Linked DNA regions of Homo sapiens: all the other regions are linked to region 2. Evidence: chromatin contacts called from ENCODE Hi-C or POLR2A ChIA-PET data. All regions are on one chromosome and are shown on one strand. The core of a region is the stretch at or near the end of the contact, and the rest is flanking DNA. Distances in the headings are between cores, read along the strand shown.

What was found. A loop is a pair of places that touch in the nucleus more often than their neighbours do. ChIA-PET counts read pairs that join two places held with the same protein, here RNA polymerase II (POLR2A). Pooled maps may share reads with other maps.
Region 1: a map of naive thymus-derived CD4-positive, alpha-beta T cell shows a loop between it and region 2 (2.9-fold over the local background). The contact joins two enhancer-like sites. A Hi-C loop is called at or near these places in 6 of 168 maps with a recorded cell type or tissue (B cell, CD8-positive, alpha-beta T cell, chondrocyte and 2 more), 20 of 37 single-sample maps with no recorded cell type and 6 of 50 pooled maps. POLR2A ChIA-PET finds 5 or more read pairs at or near these places in 10 of 52 experiments (B cell, GM10248, GM12878 and 7 more).
Region 3: a map of chondrocyte shows a loop between it and region 2 (5-fold over the local background). The contact joins two enhancer-like sites. A Hi-C loop is called at or near these places in 10 of 168 maps with a recorded cell type or tissue (B cell, CD4-positive, alpha-beta memory T cell, GM12878 and 6 more), 27 of 37 single-sample maps with no recorded cell type and 15 of 50 pooled maps. POLR2A ChIA-PET finds 5 or more read pairs at or near these places in 10 of 52 experiments (AG04450, CD4-positive, alpha-beta memory T cell, GM12878 and 7 more).

What each region holds. Positions count from the first base shown.
Region 1 is chr9:5,492,040-5,496,371 of GRCh38, forward strand. The region is part of intron 2 of INCR1 (interferon stimulated noncoding RNA 1); the gene reads right to left. Among named protein-coding and RNA genes, the nearest start is that of PDCD1LG2, 16 kb to the right of the region's middle. RefSeq lists enhancers at 1,422-1,511, 1,722-1,971, 2,002-2,061. Within about 2 kb of position 2,297, at least 12 of the 41 ENCODE cell types and tissues checked have a DNase peak (open chromatin) inside an H3K27ac peak, as active enhancers do.
Region 2 is chr9:5,529,677-5,534,156 of GRCh38, forward strand. The region is part of intron 2 of PDCD1LG2 (programmed cell death 1 ligand 2); the gene reads left to right. The region is part of intron 1 of INCR1 (interferon stimulated noncoding RNA 1); the gene reads right to left. Among named protein-coding and RNA genes, the nearest start is that of PDCD1LG2, 21 kb to the left of the region's middle. RefSeq lists an enhancer at 1,893-1,942. Within about 2 kb of position 1,960, at least 3 of the 41 ENCODE cell types and tissues checked have a DNase peak (open chromatin) inside an H3K27ac peak, as active enhancers do; they include OCI-LY7, where a contact is called at or near this core.
Region 3 is chr9:5,583,486-5,588,176 of GRCh38, forward strand. The region is part of intron 1 of INCR1 (interferon stimulated noncoding RNA 1); the gene reads right to left. Among named protein-coding and RNA genes, the nearest start is that of RIC1, 43 kb to the right of the region's middle. Within about 2 kb of position 3,071, at least 5 of the 41 ENCODE cell types and tissues checked have a DNase peak (open chromatin) inside an H3K27ac peak, as active enhancers do; they include OCI-LY7, where a contact is called at or near this core.

The DNA of each region.
Region 1 (4,332 bases), core at 1,047-3,546, 37 kb before region 2:
CTCAGGCCATTCACCTTAATTAGTTCCTCTCTATGCCATATAAAGTCCTAGAAGCCAGTTCTGCTGTGGCACATATGCAGCCACCACCATCATCACCAGCATCCCACTTCCGGCTGAGAGACGCAGGCCCCGGTGTCTCCCAGTGTGCAAGTTGTCAGAGCAGGCTGGAAGAGAATTGGGCATTCTCTGTCTCTGCTGTAGAATGACCACCCTGAAGGATAATTCTGCTCACTTGTTATTCTCCTCACTGGACAGGAGACCCTGGAAGCAGAGACAATATCTGATGCACCTCTGCATTCCCACTACCTGGAACATAAAGTCGTTCAATAAATAAACATCCTCTGTTGAATGAATAACTGGAAAGTACAGCCATGTGGCCTTATGATTCCAGAGTAACAAGTAGGAAAAGCAACACTTGCATATTAATTTCTTTATTTTTTGTTTCTGTTTTCTACCTTATCTGGCACAGAGTTCAGAGTAGGTACAGTCATTAAAGAAGTCACTGATTTTTAACATGCCACTTAAGCAAAAGGAGCAAGAAGGCCCTATTTATGTTGATCAACTAATTCAAGAAATTCTGGGCTTTTGTTTTTTCTTTTCTTTTTTCTTTTTCTTTTTCTTTTTTTTTTTTTTTTTTTTTGAGACAGGGTTTCACTCCTGTTGCCCAGGCTGGAGTGCAATGGTGCGATCTTGGCTCACTGCAGCCTACCAGGCTCAAGAAATTCTCCTGCCTCAGCCTGCCGAGTAGCTGGGGCTACAGGCACATGCCACTGCACCCAGCTAATTTTTGTATTTTTTGTAGAGATAGGGTTTCACCATGCTGCCCAGGCTGGTCTTGAATTCCTGAGCTCAAATGATCTACCCACCTTGGCCATCCAAAGTGCTGGGATTACAGGTGTGAGCCACCACACCCAGCCAAATTCTAGGCTTTCTATGTAAATTATAAAATGTAATTTACAAAACTCTGTTCAGACATTTTATCACCAAGGCAGAGAGTGGTCAAATCACAGAGCTAGTAAGGAGTAGAACCAAATCCAGCTTCTCTGCCCTTGGTGTCAACTGCTTTTTCTACTTTCCACATAGCTCCACCCCTCCAGCCAGTCACAATGGTTTCTAAAAGTGGACCTGCCTTTGCAGTTATTCATTCAACAGAGGATGTTTATTTATTGAGCAACTTTATGTTTCAGGTAGTGGGAATGCAGAGGTGCACCAGATATTGTCTCTGCTTCCAGGGTCTCCTGTCCAGTGAGGAGAACAACAAGTGAGCAGAATTATCCCTCAAGGTGGTCTTTCTAAGCAGAGACCTGCCTTAATTCTGTTGCCTTAGGTGAGATCAACTTACTTCTGCATGCTTCCATTTCTCCTCCCCCTTGGTAGATTGAGAATCATGGTATCAGCTCTTCTTAGTGAAAGAAAATCTAAGAAACATAGACAGGTGTCCACATCTTGAAGTAGCTGAAGTTTGTCTTTGGGTTCTCAGCTTCCTTTTCTCCCTCTTGCTTACTTCCCTTCAAGGATTGCTGCCATCAGTGTCATCAAACCCAGGGATTCCCTAATGCTAATCCACCAATTAGAGCACGGCTGGTTACTACAGAACCACTGATGAGTTTCAAAAAATGCAGACTTCTGGACCCCACCCTTGGAGATTTTGAATCAGGAGGTCTTAGGTAGTGCCCAGGCACCTCTATGTTTCAGGTTCCCCAGGGGATTCTAACCTGCAGCCATATTGGGGAACCACTGACCTAACACGAAAACATGAGTCAGCTGTCTCAACTGTATTGAAAGTGATGAATCATCATTTCACTTTAAAAAGAAAAAAATATGAGCTGAAACCAAAGTCATTGTGAGAACCTTTCATTTCCTTTACCTGAGTTTGAATTCAGGTTTCCTTTACTTGAGTTTGAGTTTAGAAGTCTTCTATACTTGGTCCAAGCATTTTTACGGAGATTCCCAAGGTCTTAAGGCAAACAGACTTAAGACCTGTCCTCAGTTTAGTCCTGGGAACATGCTGTAACCCTGATCAGCCCTGGCTAGGGGGACCCTGGGAAACTGGCTGGCTCTGGAGATCCTTCAGGCCAGAGTTGCTGGGAACCACACCGGGTTCATCTTACACCATGCCTAGGTGCTGGGGTCCAATAGTCTTGTCTCCTCTGGCTTCCCAGAGCCAGAACTAGGAAGACGAGAAGGCTTTGGGATATGGCTGGCTTCCAGAGACTGAATCAGCAACTCATATTCTCAAGACCGAGGTGGGTAGGCCTGACACAGAAGGGTCAGGAGGCTGCTAGAATCTATGACAGGGCAGGAACAGCGCTGAGGCAGCAGAAACTGAGAAAGCAGAAGTCACCAGAAAGAGAAAAGAAGTTCAAAGTAGAGGGAAAGACTGAGGAAATAAGCAGGGTGAGTCGAACAGATGAGATGTGCAGAGAGAAGCAGATATGAGCTGAGGGAGAGAGACTCAATGAACCACGAGAGGTGGGCAAAGAAAGCAGCCAGTCCTGAGGTTACCTTGTTTCTGACAGTTTGGGTCCTGCCCATCCTTTCTTTTTTTTTTTTTTTTTTAAGTGATTGATTGTTGGTTGTTTTTTTTTATTATTATTATACTTTAAGCTCTAGGGTACATGTGCACAACGTGCAGGTTTGTTACATATGTATACATGTGCCATATTGGTGTGCTGCACCCATTAACTCATCATTAAACATTAGGTATATCTCCTCATGCTATCCCTCCCCCCTGTCCCCACCCCACAACAGGCCCCAGTGTGTGATGTTCCCCTTCATGTGTCCATGTGTTCTCATTGTTCAGTTCCCACCTATGAGCGAGAACATGCAGTGTTTGGTTTTTTGTCCTTGCAATAGTTTGCTGAGAATTATGGTTTCCAGCTTCATCCATGTCCCTACAAAGGACATGCACTCATCCTTTTTTATGGCTGCATAGTAGTCCATGGTGTATATGTGCCACATTTTCTTAATCTAGTCTATCATTGTTGGACATTTGGGTTGGTTCCAAGTCTTTGCTATTGTAAATAGTGCCATGATAAACGTACGTGTGCATGTGTCTTTATAGTAGCAAGATTTATAATCCTTTGGGTATATACCCAGTAATGGGATGGCTGGGTCAAATGGTATTTCTAGTTCTAGATCCTTAAGGAATAACCACACTGCCTTCCACAATGCTTGAACTAGTTTACAGTCCCAACAAAAGTGTAAAAGTGTTCCTATTTCTCCACATCCTCTCCAGCACCTGTTGTTTCCTGACTTTTTAATGATCGCCATTCTAACTGGTGTGAGATGATATCTCATTATGGTTTTGATTTGAATTTCTCTGATGGCCAGTGATGATGAGCATTTTTTCATGTGTCTTTTGGCTGCATAAATGTCTTCTTTTAAGAAGTGTCTGTTCATATCCTTCACCCACTTTTTGATGGGGTTGTTTTTTTCTTGTAAATTTGTTTGAGTTCATTGTAGATTCTGGATATTAGCCATTTGTCAGATGGGTAGATTGCAAAAATGTTCTCCCATTCTGTAGCTTGCCTGTTCACTCTGATGGTAGTTTCTTTTGCTGTGCAGAAGCTCTTTAGTTTTATTAGATCCCATTTGTCAATTTTGGCTTCTGTTGCCATTGCGTTTGGTGTTTTAGACATGAAGTCCTTGCCCATGCCTATGTCCTGAATGGTATTGCCTAGGTTTTCTTCTAGGGTTTTTATGGTTTTAGGTCTAACATTTAAGTCTTTCATCCATCTTGAATTAATTTTTGTAAAAGGTGTAAGGAAGGGATCCAGTTTCAGCCTTCTACATATGGCTAGCCAGTTTTCCCAGCACCATTTATTAAATAGGGAATCCTTTCCCCATTTCTTGTTCTTGTCAGGTTTGTCAAAGATCAGATAGTTGTAGATAGGCTGCATTATTTCTGAGGGCTGCCCATCCTTATATCACCAATTCAATTGAGGAGACTCGACCAAATGTTTTATTTTTCTAATAACTGTTGCCAGTAGTATTCTGGGAAATCCTTCTAGCCTGTTGGGCAGTGAGTGACCCTCATCATATATCAGTGCAATTTCATGATTTGTAGATCACTTATTATGACTCAGTCTAGTCCCATGTTTTCTAATAGCTTTTGAGATCTAATTCATATACCATGCAATTCACTCATTTAGAGCAGGGGTTCCCAAACCCTGGACTGTGAACCAGTACCCATCCATGGCCTGTTAGGAACTGGGCTGCACAGCAGGAGGTGAGCACCCAGCAAATGAGCATTACCACCTGAGCTCTACCTCCTGTCAGATCAGTGGCAGCATTAGATTCTCATAGCAGTGCAAATCCTGTTGTAAACTG
Region 2 (4,480 bases), core at 710-3,209:
TCCAGAGGTAGATGAAAACCAGAGGGCCACAATGACCATGGTGATGCCTGAGGTCATTCTGGGGCACAGACCTCAGCCTAGGTTACTCCACTTCGCCTATCTTTAGATCCAAAACTACCCTGCTGACTGCTGAGATAAACAAAGGAGAATAATCAGGTTGGGGAAAGGATTTCTATGCGAAGACATGTCTCCATGCAGTCCTCCTACACTGAGCAGAGCATGAGTCAGGTGCTTAGAGCAGGATTTTGTCCTAAACCAGGAACTTCAGAGTTTTCTGAAGAATGTGGCTATGTAAAGCACCCCCCCACCCCACCCTTACTTCTCAAGTACATTACGTGGCAAGTCTGAAAAAACTTACACTTCTGTTGTTAAATGTGGGGGATAAAATATAAACTTAGTTTCAAGAGGAAGCTATCTTGGGAGGTAATGCAAATAATTCGTTGTGTGTTTCCTGAATAAGTGACAGGTGCTGACTACCATTGATGCTTCATTGCAATAAAATGCAAAGCTCCCCCAAGAATTTTTGAAATGCATCAAGCTAGGTGTTCTAATCTAGCAAAAGGACCTGCATACATGAATTTTTCATGCTTTTGCCAAGTCTTTTGCCCTTTAGTTTAGTTAAGGGCCCCACATGAATGGAAAGCCTGTGTTGTCAGCTTAATTTTGTAGTTGTGGAAACCTTCCAGTTTTCTCCTTTGTCTAATACCTTCAGGAGTTCAATCCTAGGTTGAAGCTTAATTTAATAACCATGTGGCATGTAAAGTAGAAAACAAAACATCTTTTCCTTAGCATACAGCAAAAAAAAAAAAAAAACTCACTCATGGATGTAGTGTACACATGCCAGTGGATATATAGTCATAACTGCAGTCATTGGTAGCACAGAAATAAATGTGCATTGAAGACACAGAGATGAATTTGAATTCCGGTTCCATGAGCTACCATTCTTTGACCTTGGGCAAGTTGCATCACTTCTTTGAGCCTCAGTTTCCCCATCTGTAAAATGTGGATAGCAACATCTACCTCGCAGAGTTGCTGGGAGGATCAGATGAAATGATGGGCTAGCCCAGTGTCTGACTTACTGTGTTTAAGAAATATCAACTATTACGCTACTTCCCAGTGACAGTCCAAATGCAGACCAGTGTTATAACTCTACTTCTCAAACATTAATGTGCATGCAAATCACCGTGACCTTCTTAAAATGCAGATCCTGATTCCCTAGGTCTGGGGAAGGCTTGAAATTCTACATTTCTACCTAGCTTCCAGGTGAAGTTGAGGACAACACTTTGAAGGCAAGGTGGTAAAAGACGCTTGCACGTGCAAATGTTACTTTGTGTAACTAATGGTTCGCAATACTGTCTGCACTTTAGAAGCTCCCAGGAAAAGAAAATCTTTAATGATGCTGACCTCATCTCCAAAATAATGTAATTTTAACAGATCCAAAGTAGTGCCTGGGCATTAGTGTGTTTTAAAAGCCTCCCAGGTGATTCCAATGTTAGCCAAGATTGAGGCCCTCTGCTTAGTGAATCTAATTTGCAGCTGGGCTTGAGAAAAAACCTCTTCATAGAATTGTTTGCATCAGTGTCTTGATTGCCTCTGTAACTTACAATAAGCAAGAATGTTTCAGGATTTCAAAAATCTATTGCATTGCCTAAACCTCTTATTTTGTATGGAGTAATCAAGCTCAAAGTTTGCATGTCTTAGAAACTTTACTTGGGGCAAAATTAGACCAAGTAACAATTAATCTTCTAGGTATTCTGAGCTATTCAGACATATGATTCATGTTTGCTAATTGCTCTTTTCTCTTGTAAATATTAGCTGAAAAATGTCACCTGTCTGACAAGTAGCATATTTTATGCCTATCACTCCTGGCACGCATTCTTACAAGGCAGACAGGAAAAATAGGAAGAAAATGGACTTTTATCAAAGGCCCAGGCAGTAAAGAGGGGAGTTCTGCTGTAAGCTAAGGGGAGTTCCAGAGGAAGTTATAGGCGTTCCCTTTCTTATGACAAGAAAGCATAGTGCAGTAAATAAATTTGCTAAATAGATTCAACAGTCTCTACCCAAAGTCATCTATTTAATTCTTGTTGTTATGCAGACTCAGCAACTAACCTTCCTTGTAAGCCCCATTTTCTTCCCTGTTTCCTGTTTATCAAATGTAATTAAACAAGAGAAGTATTATAGAAGAGTAAAAGTAGTAGGTAATTCTTGAACTTGGCATATGATTACTACATATTTGATGAATAGTTGAATATTATTCTTCAAGGACAGATTGGATTTGGTATCAGGTGGCTCTGCATTAAGTTATAAGGGACTTAATAACTCAAGTATTTAAGGACGGCTTCCATCATAAAGGGATCTGCCCTTAAGAGGGTCCCATTATGGAGATTCTGAGGTGAGAGCTATTCCAAGTGTGCAGTGGATTAAAATAAAAGAATCATACAGGAAATCTCTTTTTACATGCCTTATTCCAGGGTCTTTGCAACCTGGCACAGCAAGTGCAGATATGATTAGCATTGTTTTACACATGTACACTCACCTTATAGCCCTGCCCCTGTGCCCCTCCTGCACAAAAGAATGCTGGGCACACGTGAACTCCTCTCTGTAGAAAGGCACATTAATGTTCTAGCCATGGTTAAAACAGGGATAGAGGCAAGCCAAAAATGTCGGTCATTTGAAATAAATCTCAAGTTTGTGCATATCACTATCAAGTGTGCTGTGTGGCAATTAAGAATGCCAATTTGTGTGATCACAGGCAAGTTGCAGTTTGATGAAAGGAAAGCAGAGGTGAATATATAACCAGGGTCATCCTTTCTTTCTCCCTCTCTCTCTTTCTGTCATTTATTTGCCAAGCTCTTAACTAGAACTTGCTATGTGCTAGGTACTGGATATATCAAAGCAAACTCAGCCTGGTCTTTGCCTTCAAAGATTTGCAGGATAGTGGGAAGAAAAACTTGAATCAGAGGACATCTGCAGTGGGAATCATTCAAGCAGCAGAAAACCCAAAAGTTACTTATACTGTGAAATCTGATCAGAGAATGGACTGTCCTGGTTAGTAAAATATCCTGGAGGATAAAGATTGGCCATGCATTCCACATATGAATTACCACTTTCCCAAGAATTAAAACATGGTACGAAAGAAAGGAACGAACATTTGCTGAGTGCCTACTGCCTGCCAGATCTAGGCACTTCACATGTAACACCTCGTCCAGCCTCCACCACAATACTGAGAGGTAGAGTTCAACCTCATTTTATAGATAAAGAGGCTGAAGCTCATAAAGATTAAAGGACGGACTCACAGTCAAAGGACTCCTAATCCTGAGTCAGCATTTGAACCCAGGCTCACCTGTCACTATATCCTATGCTCTTCCGTATCACATTTTATACTGAAACAACTTCTGGAATAGCTAATGCTTAGAAGCAGCTCCCAAATATTTGTTGAATGAATGATTTGATTGAATGAATGAATAAATGAATGAAGCAAGCTCTACTGAACATAATTTGATCTAATCTTCTGTGATTATTCAGAAACTACTTCAAGATTTTCCTATACCTCCATCATAATGAATACCCATTCATTAATGATGGAAGCAGCCTAATTTTGTCATTTTTCACACTTTATTGATGTAACACTACCTTTACTAGTTTGGCCACTCCTTATGCTTTTTTTATAGAACTATTTAGATCAATTCAACTTTTAAAAAATAAAGCCACATACCCCTGTGGTAGATGAAAAACAAGTATCATTTGCACTGGTAAATAGAGAATAGGAAGAAAAATAAATGCAGTGAAAATAAAGCAGTGTTATCAAATCCTACCCAGATACTGTTATCTACCCGGAAGCTTCCTGTTTGATTAAAAGGAAAAATAGCCAGTGTTAGAGGTGTGGAAGTCTAGTTGAAATTATATGCAATTGAAGGATTAAAATAGAATTGAAAAGGGAATAAATTCCTCTCTGAATAATTTAACTCCCTTTAGGCTTTGATTCTGCCTCATCTAAAATCATCTTACATACTTCTAGTGGCGTGTCCCTCACATTTTGGTAAACTCTGAGTGGAAACTACGGATTTTGTAGTCAAACATCTGACTGGCTCTGGATTTTAACTTTACTAACATATGTCCTGAAGTGAACTGCTTGGAGCCAGTTTCCTCAACTATATAACCATAATGACAAAACAGGTTTCACGGTCATGTTTTCAGTATTAAACAATATAGTTAAAAGTACCTAGCACAGTGCCTGGCATAGAACATACTAGATATACATTAAGTATCAGTTCCATTTTTCCTTTCCCTTTATTGTCAGAAAATAGAAAGCATCTACAGTGGGCTTGTATGATGTGGTGGTTAGAAATACCTGATCTGATTCTGGCTGTGCAATCTTGGGCAAGTTACTTAACCTTTTTGTGCCTCATTTTTGTTTTCTGAAAAAAAGGATAGAATATTATTACCTACCTTGCTGGCTTCTGGGAAGAAGCTCAGTGAG
Region 3 (4,691 bases), core at 1,821-4,320, 55 kb after region 2:
AGACTCTGTCTTAGGACTCTGAAACCCCCAGTCAGCACTGTGTACTTGTGAGAAATACAAAGTATGTATTAGATATGCTCTACCTTGAGTTTGAGGAATGTATAGTGAGCTGGAGAAATACACCACAAAAACCAAAGCTACATGCAATCAAGTGACTGATAAGTGGGACCAGACCATAAGACCCAAAGGAATTCAGGGTGGGTGGGAGCTCCCCATGGACAGGAGTAGCCCAAGAGAGCAGGGAGGGAAAGAAAAATGCAATTTGGGAGGCCGAGGCTGGCAGATCACTTGAGGTCAGGAGTTAGAGACCAGCCTGGCCAACATGGTGAAACCCCGTCTCTACTAAAAATACAAAAATTAGCCGGGCGTGGTGATGAGTGCCCACCAGTTACTTGGGAGGCTGACGCAGGGGAATTGCTTGAGCCTGGGAGGAGGAACTTCCAGTGAGCTGAGATCACGCCACTGCACTCCAGCCTGGGCGACAGAGCAAGACTCCATCTCAAAAAAAAATTTTTTTAAGTTTACAAAGCATTTTCAAATGTCTTGTTATACTAGTTGAGCCTCACTACCACCTGGTAAAGGGAGTAGAACAAATATTCACATTTTATGGATGAGGAAACTTGGGCTTATAGAAGTTAAGTAACTTGCCTAATTTATCCCATTTCTTTTTCAGTAAAGTTACCAGTTTGGGCTGGGCATGGTGGCTTACACTTGTAATCCTAGCACTTTGGGAGGCTGAGGCAGGCAGATGGCTTGAGCTCAGGAGTTCAAGACCAGCCTGGGCAACATGGCAAAACCCTATCTCTACAAAAAATACAAAAATTACCCAGGTGTGATGGTGCACGCCTGCAGTCCCAGCTACTGGGGAGGCTGAGGTGGGAGGATCGACTGAGCCCAGGAGGTTGAGGCTGCAGTAAGTTGTGAATACACCACCACACTCTAGCCTAGGAAACAGAATGAGACCCTGTCTCAAAAAGAAAAAAAAAAAGTTACCAGTTTGGTAGCTTAGGGAGTTACAAGTTTGGTAGCTCATGGAGTTGCCATAGACATAGAATATATTGATTTTTAATCACAGCACACAACAAGATGTACATTTATATCCTTGTGAGTAAGTGAATATGGTTGAGAGAAGAGGTTAGGTTGACAAAGCAACTACTAAAAAATTGTCTTTTTCCCTCTGTCTTATGGGTAACTTGGATGAAAACATAGAAGATGAGCTTATAATATATGATGATTAATAAAGTAGGGAGAGAGAGTCAGTTGGATAGAAGAGTTTCTATTTCAAAATCCCAGGTTGCCACAGTGGCTCACACCTGTAATCTCAGCATTTTAGGAGGCCGAGGCGGGCAGATCACTTGAGGTCAGGAGTTCAATACCAGCCTGGGCAACATAGCAAAACTCCATCTCTACAAAAAATACAAAGATTAGCCAGGTGTGGTAGTGTGTGCCTGTGATCCCTGCTAATTGGGAGGCTGAGGTGGGAGGATCGCTTGAGCCCGGGAGGTTGAGGCTGCAGTGAGCCAAGATTGTACCACTGCACTCCAGCCTGTACAACAGCATGACGCCCTGCCTCAAAAAATAAAAATAAAAAATAAAAAAATTAAGTCCCAGGTTGAATCACGAGGTCAAAACCAAAGAGGTAGAATGAAAGGTCCTGCTTTTGATCCACACACCTAAGATGGAAGAGCAGTTTATTAGCAGTTAATATGAAAAAGTTCTGGGGATTTAATAGAAAAGAATTTAAACAGTATCATACTCATAAACTACAAATGTGCCCTAAGTACAAATGCAGGTTGAATTGAAATCCAATTGCTTAAAAACTAAGGAGGTTGGGCATGGTGGTTCATGCCTATAATCCCAGCCCATTAAGAGGCCAAGGCAGGTGGATCACTTGAGCCCAGGAGTTTGAGACCAGCCTGGGCAACATGGCGAAACTGCGTCTCTATAAAAAATACAAAAATTAGCTGGGCGTGATGGCGCACACTTGTAGTCCCGATACTAGGGAGGCTTAGGTAGGAGGATCACCTGAGCCCAAGGAGATCAAAGCTGCAATGGGCCATGACCTCACCACTGCACTCCAGCCTAGGCAACAAAGTGAGACCCTGTCTCAAAACAAAACAAAAACACTAAGGAGAACTTCAGCAGTGTTGACAGGACACTGTTCAGAACTGGGAACAAATAGTCCTATGGAACCTACTATGTCTAGGCCAGCCTACCTCTAGAATATTTTGTTCTATTCTGGGCCCGACTTGTTAATTGGGACATGAATAAATGAGAGTAGATCTAGAGGGAAGCACCCAAGATGGCAATCGGGCTTGAAGCCACCCCTAGACTAGGAATATTGGAAGAAGCTGGGCGCATTTCTCCTGGAGAAGAATTATCAAGGGAAGACATGAGAGCCAAGATCAATGGGTGCAAGTTACATTGAAGAAGAATTTGGCCCAGAAATGGAAAGAATTCACTAACAACTAGAGCTGTTCATCAAAGGTTAACCTCCTGGTTCCTGGATATATCTACATAGCCTGGAGCTACCATTTTTCAGGATACTCTGGAAAGTATTCTTCCCTTAGGTGATGAATTACAAATCTTCTTACTCTAAGATCCCATAATTCTTCAAACTAGACACTTAACTCCTATGAGCCTCAGTTTCCTGAGAAGACTAAAATGAAATGGCTTGTAAATCCCCTTCCAGCTCTAACTTTCTATGAAGTACTTGGTCCTAAAGGGTACCCTCGTTTATGTTTCACAGAGATACCAGAAACAGGAGTCTTTTATCTTCAACTTGACTCTCAAGATGTTATCCTCAAGTGAACTTTTTTCTACCAGCTGAAATATGTCCTTAAAATCTTTGAGTCAATGAATCATGAAATGAGCCAGGTTTTCAAATCTCATTTGTAGGGTTCCTTAAGAACTATGTCCACTTGCCACATTCTTTTCTGAATATTATTCTTTTTTTCTTCAACCCTGTTTTTTAACCCAAACATCCTGTTTTCAAACATCCTGTTTTCAACCCTCTTTGTATCTAAGGATGGAACAAGGCTGATGACACAGACAAGAAACTTGTAAAACATAGCAAGTATCTGCCTTTTATTTGGTGAATAATGTCAGGACTAGAGAAGGGCTGATGTGAAATTCTGGGCTGGGCTTTAAGGCTTTAAGGCATAGTTTTGCCTCAAAGAATTGCCTCCACACAGGACAAGTCACTGTAAGCAAAGTATGTGGCTGCATCTGGACATGACAGGAGGTGAGCTGGGAAGTCCCTGCCCTTTCCCTGCACATGCACTTACCCCATTTCTCCATCTTTCTACCTCAACACTTCACCTTCAGAGATAATTTCTTTCAGGCCTCAAAGCATTTTTAGACTTTAAGTTCTTTTGTTGCTGTTTATTAGCTCAACCAGGGCCATGTACCAGAACCTGGGGGAAAGGGCCATTTCTATGGAAATGGAGATAGGGTCCAGGCCTATCCTGAGAAAGTGCAATCATGAGGAGACCATCCTGTTCTTTCTCATGTATTTTATCATTCATTTGGTACTAAGCACTGTACTAGGCACCAAGATAGATAGTAAAACATCAGCCTTGTCTTCAAAGGGTTTGCAGATCACAGAAGCCCTCTCTCTCTCTCATCTTTTACATAGATGATATCCTATATAACAAGAAGAGATGTCACAGGATGACTAAAACAGGCAAAGCAGCTGGAATATGTGTGTGGCTGGGGCAGCCCATGACAGGGCCTTAACCCTAGTAATGACGCTGACAGCTTTAGTCACTGAGGGGAGTGGCCAGAACCTGCTGGTTTGGTCAATGGGGGACAACAATCAAGTAAGGGAAAAGTGATCTTATAAGGACTGGAGGGAAGTCAACAGAAAATCTCAGCCAAGTGCCATACATTTTTTTCTATAGAGTTCTATATTTTCTGGAACTCATATACAGAATTAAGTAAGAGTCACCCTGGGCTATATTGGTAAGGGCAAAGAGCTGGAATTTCTTACAACTTTATTTTGAAGCCTCAAGCAGCGGAAGGCAGATGGAAGAAGTAACATGTGGTGGTGGTTCTCAGAATTTTTACCACCCCCAAAACATGGAAGATAATTCCTCACTCTCCGGTCAGTAACAACCACTGACTTCTGCAAAGATTCACAGCCATTTGGGGTACATATCAGAATATCATGGAGAAGCAGGAAGTGGGGAGCAATTTCATAAAGCTTCCTACTTGAGTCTAATATAACCCTTTCCTACCTGCCCTGAGATCTATAGGTAGCTTGCCTGAGTTGAATCCAGCTCTGCCATTAACCAGCTGCATGACTACAGACAAGTCGTTCTCTTTGAACCTTAGTTTCCTCATACATAAAATAACGAACCTTACCTGGCAGTGTTATTGAGAGGAACTACAGAACCTATCACAGTTAGTATATAGCAATATAGCCAGATCTTTTTTTTTTTGTTTTTGAGACAGAGTCTCACTGTGTTGCCCAGGCTGGAGTGTAGTGGCACGCTCTTGGCTCACTGCAACCTCTACCTTGCAGGCTCAAGCGATTTTCTTGCCTCAGCCTCCCAAGTAGCTGGGATAAAGACACCCACCACCAAGCCCAGCTAATTTTTGTATTTTTAGTAGATATGGGGTTTCACAGTGTTGGCCAGGCTGGTCTCAAACTCTTGACCTCAAGTGATCCGCCTGTCTCGTCCTCCCAA